Regions from separate parts of the Homo sapiens genome. Here region 2 is linked to region 1. Evidence: read pairs that join two places in POLR2A ChIA-PET (ENCODE). Cell type or tissue: OCI-LY7. All regions are shown on one strand. Links, peaks and the distances in the headings refer to the core of each region. The heading gives the core; the rest is flanking DNA.

Region 1 (3,014 bases), core at 180-2,679:
TATCCAGGCCAGCTGCTCCCCAGTCTCCTCTCTTCTCTTCCCTCGACTCTCCTTCCCCCAGGCAGCCTCAAAACAAAATCTGGGGCTTTTTTCTCCTGAGATCCCGCTCAGGAAGTAGTAGCACTGATAGTTTGTCCCTTTTCCCCAGGGGCACCAACAGATTGTGGCCAAGCTGAAGTCCCTTGGAGCCTCTGCAGAGCGAAGGAGACTCCAGCACCTGGACTCGGTGGCTCAGGCTCCCTAGCTTACACCACGTGCATTTGACAAACAGTTTTTGAGGGCCTGTTATTTGCCAGGCATTGGTCTTCCAGGGTCTACCTTCTGGACCAGGGAGGCACTTTGGGCATACCATGTTGCACGTCTATGCAAGCCACAGCTCTTGGAGCATACCACGGAACAGCCTGCATTGTTGGGCTGTCCCCGTGGACAATGGGATATCCACATGCAAACGAAGGGAGTTGGACCCCCTACCTCACATCATTTACAAAAACTAACTAAAGATGATCAAAAACCTAAATGCAAGTGCCAAAACCACTGAACTCTTAGAAGAAGAAAATGCAAGCATAAATCTCCATGATTTTGCTTGGATTGGGCAAAGCCTTTACTAGCTATGACACCAAAAGCACAAGCAACAAAAATCAATAGATGGCTGGGTGCCGTGGCTCATACCTGCAATCCCAGCACTTTGGGAGGCCGAGGCAGGTGGATCACTTGAGGTCAGGAGTTCCAGACCAGCCTGACCAACATGATGAGACCCCATCTCTACTAAAAATACAAAAATTATCTGGGTGTGGTGGCACATGCCTGTAATCCCAGCTACTTGGGAGGCTGAGGCAGGAGAATCATTTGAACCCAGGAGGTAGAGGTTGCAGTGAGCCAAGATCATGCCATTACACTCCAGCCTGGGCAACAAGAGTGAAAGTCCATCTCAAAAATAAATAAATAGATACACTGAACATCATCAGGATTAAACAAAAATCAATAGATACGCTGAACATCATGGGGGTTAAACACTTAAGCTTTAAAGGACACCATCAAGAAAGTGAAAAGACAATGCACAGAATGGGAGAAAATTTTTGCAAATCATACATTTGGTAAGCGATTTGTATCTAGAATGTATAAACAACTCTAACAACACAATTAAAAAAGACAAAAATAAAAACCCTGAAAAATGTGGGCAGGTGCAGTGGCTCACACCTGTAATCCCAGCACTTTGGGAAGCCGAGGTGGGTGGATCACTTGAGCTCAGGTGTTCCAGATCACCCTGGGCAACATGGCGAAATCCCATCTCTACAAAAAATAGAAAAATCAGCCAGGTGTGGTGGCACGCACCTGAGGTCCCAGCTACCATGGAGGCTGAGGTGGGAGGATGGCTTGAGCCCCCTTGGTGGCTGCCGTTGCAGCAAGTGGAGATCACACCACTGCACTTGAGCCTGGGTGACAGAGCCAGACCCTGTCTCAGACTCCTTCTCTTAAGAAAAAAAGAAAACTGGGCAAAGAATTTGACTAGATATTTCTCCAAAGAAGACACTCAATGGCCAATAAACACATGAAAGATGATCAACACCACAGGCCATCAGGGACATGAAAGCAAAATGACAATTAACTCCCACCTGACACCCACTCAGATAGCTATAATAAAAAAGTTGGGGCCAGGCGTGGTGGCTCACCCTGTAATCCTAGCACTTTGGGAGGCCGAGGCAGGCGGACCACTTGAGGTCGGGATTTCAAAACCAGCCTGGCCAACATGGTGAAACCCCATCTCTACTAAAAATACAAAAAAATTAGCCGGGCATGGTGGCGCACGCCTTTAATCCCAGCTACTTGGGAGGCTGTGGCAGGAGAATTGCTTGAACCTGGGAGGCAGAGGTTGCGGTGAGCCAAGATCGTGCCACTGCACTCCAGCCTGGGCGACAGAGTGAGACTCTGTCTCAAAAAAAAAAAAAAAAAAAAAAAAAGTCAGGCAATAGTAAGTGTTGGTGAGGATGTGGGGAAATTGGAACCCCTGTACACTGCTGGTGAGAACAGAGAATGGTGCTGTAACTTTGGGAAACAGTCTTGCAGTTCCTGAAAAGGCTAAACATAGAATTACCAGCTGAAGAGCCAGGCACGGTGGCTCACACCTGTAATCCCAGTACTTTGGGGGGCTGAGGCAGGTGGATAACCTGAGGTCAGGAGTTTGAGACCAGTCTGGCCAACATGGTGAAACCTTGCTTCTACTAAAAAAAAAAAAAAAAAAAATTAGCTAGGGATAGTGGCAGATGCCTGTAATCCCAGCGACTTGGGAGGCTGAGGCAGGAGAATTGCTTGAACACAGGAGGCAGAGGTTGCAGTGAGCCGAGATCTTGCCATTGCACTCCAGCCTGGGTGACAGAGCAAGACTGTCTCAAAAAAAAAGAATTACCAGCTAACCCAGTTCTTCCACTCATGGGTATACACCCAAGAAAAATGAAAACATACATCTATAGAAAAACATATACACACATATTCATAACTACATTATTCATAACAGTAAAAAGCAGAAACAACCTAAATGTTCATCAATGAATGGATCAACAAAATGTGGTGTATATCCATAAAATTAAATATGATTTAGCAATGAAAAGGAACGAAGCAGCCAGGTGAAGTGGCTCACGCCTATAATCCCAGCACTTTGGGAGGCTGAGGCAAGCAGATCACTTGACACCAGGAGTTCAAGACCAGCCTGGCAAGCATGACAAGACCCTGTCTCTACTAAAAATACAAAAATTAACTGGGCATGGTGGCGTATGCCTGTAATCCCAGCTACTCAGGAGGCTGAGGGCTGAGAATCAGCCCGGGAGGCGGAGGTTGCAGTGAGCTAAGATCAGGCCACTGCACTCCAGCCTGAGCAACAGAGCGAGACTCTGTCTCAAAAGAAAAAAAAAAAAAGGAATGAAGCAGTGATACACGATACAACATGAATGAACCCTGAAAACATTACATAGACACACATATATGCCTGTGTCTATATATAACATATTTAGCCACAAACG
Region 2 (3,014 bases), core at 322-2,821, 340 kb after region 1:
GGTGGGTGGATCACGAGGTCAGGAGTTCAAGACCATCCTGGCTAACACAGTGAAACCCTGTGTCTACTAAAAATACAAAAAATTAGCTGGGCGTGGTGGTGGGTGCCTGTAGTCCCAGCTACTTGGTAGGCTGAGGCAGGAGAATGGCATGAACCTGGGAGGCGGAGCTTGCAGTGAGCTGAGATCATGCCACTGCACTCCAGCCTGGGCAACAGAGCGAGACTCTGTCTCAGAAAAAAAAAAGGTTACAATGGTAGATTTTCTATTATGTGTATGTCATCACAAAAAAAAAAGTTTAAAATTAAAGCAGTTGGCTGGGTGCATTGGCTCACGCCTATAATCCCAGCACTTTGGGAGGCCAAGGCAGGCGGATCATCAGGTCGGGAGATTGAGACCATCCTGGCTAATGCAGTGAAACCCCGTCTTTACTAAAAATACAAAAAATTAGCCGGGCGTGGTGGCGGGTGCCTGTAGTCCCAGCTGCTCGGGGGGCTGAGGCAGGAGAATGGTGTGAACCTGGGAGGCGGAGCTTGCAGTGAGCCAAGATTGCACCACTGCATTCCAGCCTGGGTGACAGAGTGAGACTCTGTCTCAAAAAAAAAAAAACAAAGAAAAGAAAATGAAAAACGAAAAGCAGTCACGGTATAATCTTTGGACTTGAGATACTAGGCTTTGGTTTTAAATAACCGTCATCCGTCCATGAAAATTATTAGTTTTCTATTCCTTAAATTCTGCCCTCCCCCGCCAACTTTTTTTTTGTTTTTAATTTTTGAGACAAGGGGTCTCTTTCTGTCGCTAAAGCTGGAGTGCAGTGGCATGATCATGGCTCACTGCAGCCTTGACCTCCCAGGCTAAGTGATCCTCTTACCTCAGCCTCCTGAGTAGCTGGGACCACAGGCACACACCACCACACCTGGCTAATATTTTTCATTTTTTGTATAGATGGGGTTTATACTGTGTTGCTCAGGCTGGTCTGGAACTCCTGGGTTCAAGTGATCCTCCTACCTGGACCTCCCAAAATGCTGGGATTACAGGTATGAGCACTGAGCTGGCTCTATTCTTTATATCCCTGTATAAGATTCTACTACATTAGGTAAAGATCTAGAAGATAGGATTGTTAGAAGCAGTAAATCCAAAAGAAATCTCTGAACCTGTTTCTCAGTGAATCTTATTATGATGAGGAAATTATTCCCTGTGTGGCACCCTCTGCCAGATACTCATCCTGCTTTCACAGGATTTCATTGTATAGTACAGACTCTGCACAGCTTCCTCCTGTGTTGGGCCGGGTGTGGTGGCTCATGCCTGTAATCCCAGCACTTTGTGAGGCTGAGGCGGGCAGATCACCTGAGGTGAGGAGTTCAAGACCAGCCTGACCAGCATGGAGAAACCCCATCTCTACTAAAAATATAAAGTTAGCTGAGCGTGGTGGTGCATGCCTTTAATCCCAGTTACTCGGGAGGCTGAGGTAGGAGAAACGCTTCAACCTGGGGGGCGGAAGTTGCAGTGAGCCGAGATCACGCCATTGCACTCCAGCCTGGGCAACAAGAGTGAAACTCCGTCTAAATAATAATAATAAATAAATAAAAATACAAAATTAGCTGGGTGTGGTGGTGAGTGCCTGTAATCCCAGCTACTTGGGAGGCTGAGGCAGGAGAATTGCTAGAACCCAGGAGGCAGAGGTTCCAGTGAGCCGAGATCATGTTACTGCACTCCAGCCTGGGCAACAGAGCGAGACTCCATCTCAAAAAGAAAAAAAAAAGGGAGAGAAAGAAAATATGTCTAACTGATGCTTTTTGAGGCATGTTTTTTCACTGTGCTAATGATAGCAGTATTCTACAGCCTTCCGATTCTGTATTGTAACCAAATCAGATAAGAGTCGAGCTTGACATCTCTCAAACATTTTATTCTCTCAAGGAACTAATGAGAAGGTTGACTCTTTATCATTTTTAATAGGCCTTGCCTGAGGGGTTTTAAAGGTTTGTCTTTTCTTATTATTCAGGTCGATCTTGGAGAAAGAGGGACCAAAGTCACTTTTTAGAGGCTTGGGTCCAAATTTGGTTGGAGTTGCACCATCAAGGTAAGCATTAAACTTTCCAGCTAGCTCATGCTAAGCAGTATGGAATTCTGGGTCCTTTCTTACCAAAGGGTGATGCTGCTGAATGACCAGTGTCTTTTTCTATGTTGGATTTGCCTAAATATAGCGGACATAGCAAATAGTCATTGAGAATGCTAGGCGTGTCTTCAGTGTGTGAAAGAAAGGATTCTACTTACTGTATTCTTTATATTCTTAAGTGTGAAAATTAATCTGCTATCATTACTGTAATGTACTTTAAGTGTTTGCTACTCTAAGTATGGCATGTGGCCAGCAGCATTAGTATTGTATGAGAGCTTGTTATAAACACACAATCCCAGGGCACATCCCAGACCTACATCAGAATCTGCATTTTAACAGAACCCCCAGGTGACTCCAACGCAGTTAGAAACACTGATCCAGAGGAATTGTAAAGGCTTTTAACTTCACTTTCTGTAAAATGACATCCTCATATCTTTGCAGGGCTTCTCCTGAAAGCCTGTTTGAAATATACAGAACTGTACTGTCCCAGTACATAAGGGTAGTCACTGGCCACATGGAGCAGTTTAAATGTAAATTAATCAGAATTAAAGGTTCAGTTGCTCAGTCTTCATGTTTCAAGCACTCAATCTCCACATGCAGCTAATGGCTACTGTATTGAAGAGCAGAGATACAGGGCATCCTATCTTGGCAGAAAGTTCTCTTGGATAGATAGGATAGAGAGGATAACAGTGTATGATTGTAAAAGTAACAGAGACAGATAGAGAATAGCATATCTGGAAAGTAGATTAAAAACTGCTTCCAGGCCGGCTGTGGTGGCTCACCTGTGTAATCCCAGCACTTTGGGAGGCTGAGGCAGGTGGATCACCAGAGGTCAGGAATTGGAGACCAGCCTGGCCAACTTGGCGAAACCCCATCTCTACTAAAAATGAAAAATCAGCCA

Evidence for each region. ChIA-PET counts read pairs that join two places held together with the same protein. Peaks named below come from ENCODE experiments on the same cell type or tissue, not always from the same donor. Only the 100,000 strongest peaks of a DNase experiment are listed, where the experiment ranks them.
Region 2: POLR2A ChIA-PET joins it to region 1 with 5 read pairs; 3 of 35 experiments call an interaction of 5 or more read pairs at or near these places.

Annotation. Positions count from the first base shown.
Region 1 is chr1:9,225,721-9,228,734 of GRCh38, forward strand. No RefSeq gene overlaps it. Among named protein-coding and RNA genes, the nearest start is that of H6PD, 7.5 kb to the right of the region's middle. In OCI-LY7, for the core only: no CTCF peak of the experiment used is centred there; no DNase peak of the experiment used is centred there.
Region 2 is chr1:9,565,285-9,568,298 of GRCh38, forward strand. SLC25A33 (solute carrier family 25 member 33) reads left to right here. Exons shown (of 7, transcript NM_032315.3): 3 at 2,000-2,077. Among named protein-coding and RNA genes, the nearest start is that of TMEM201, 22 kb to the right of the region's middle. In OCI-LY7, for the core only: no CTCF peak of the experiment used is centred there; no DNase peak of the experiment used is centred there; H3K27ac peaks cover 844 bases.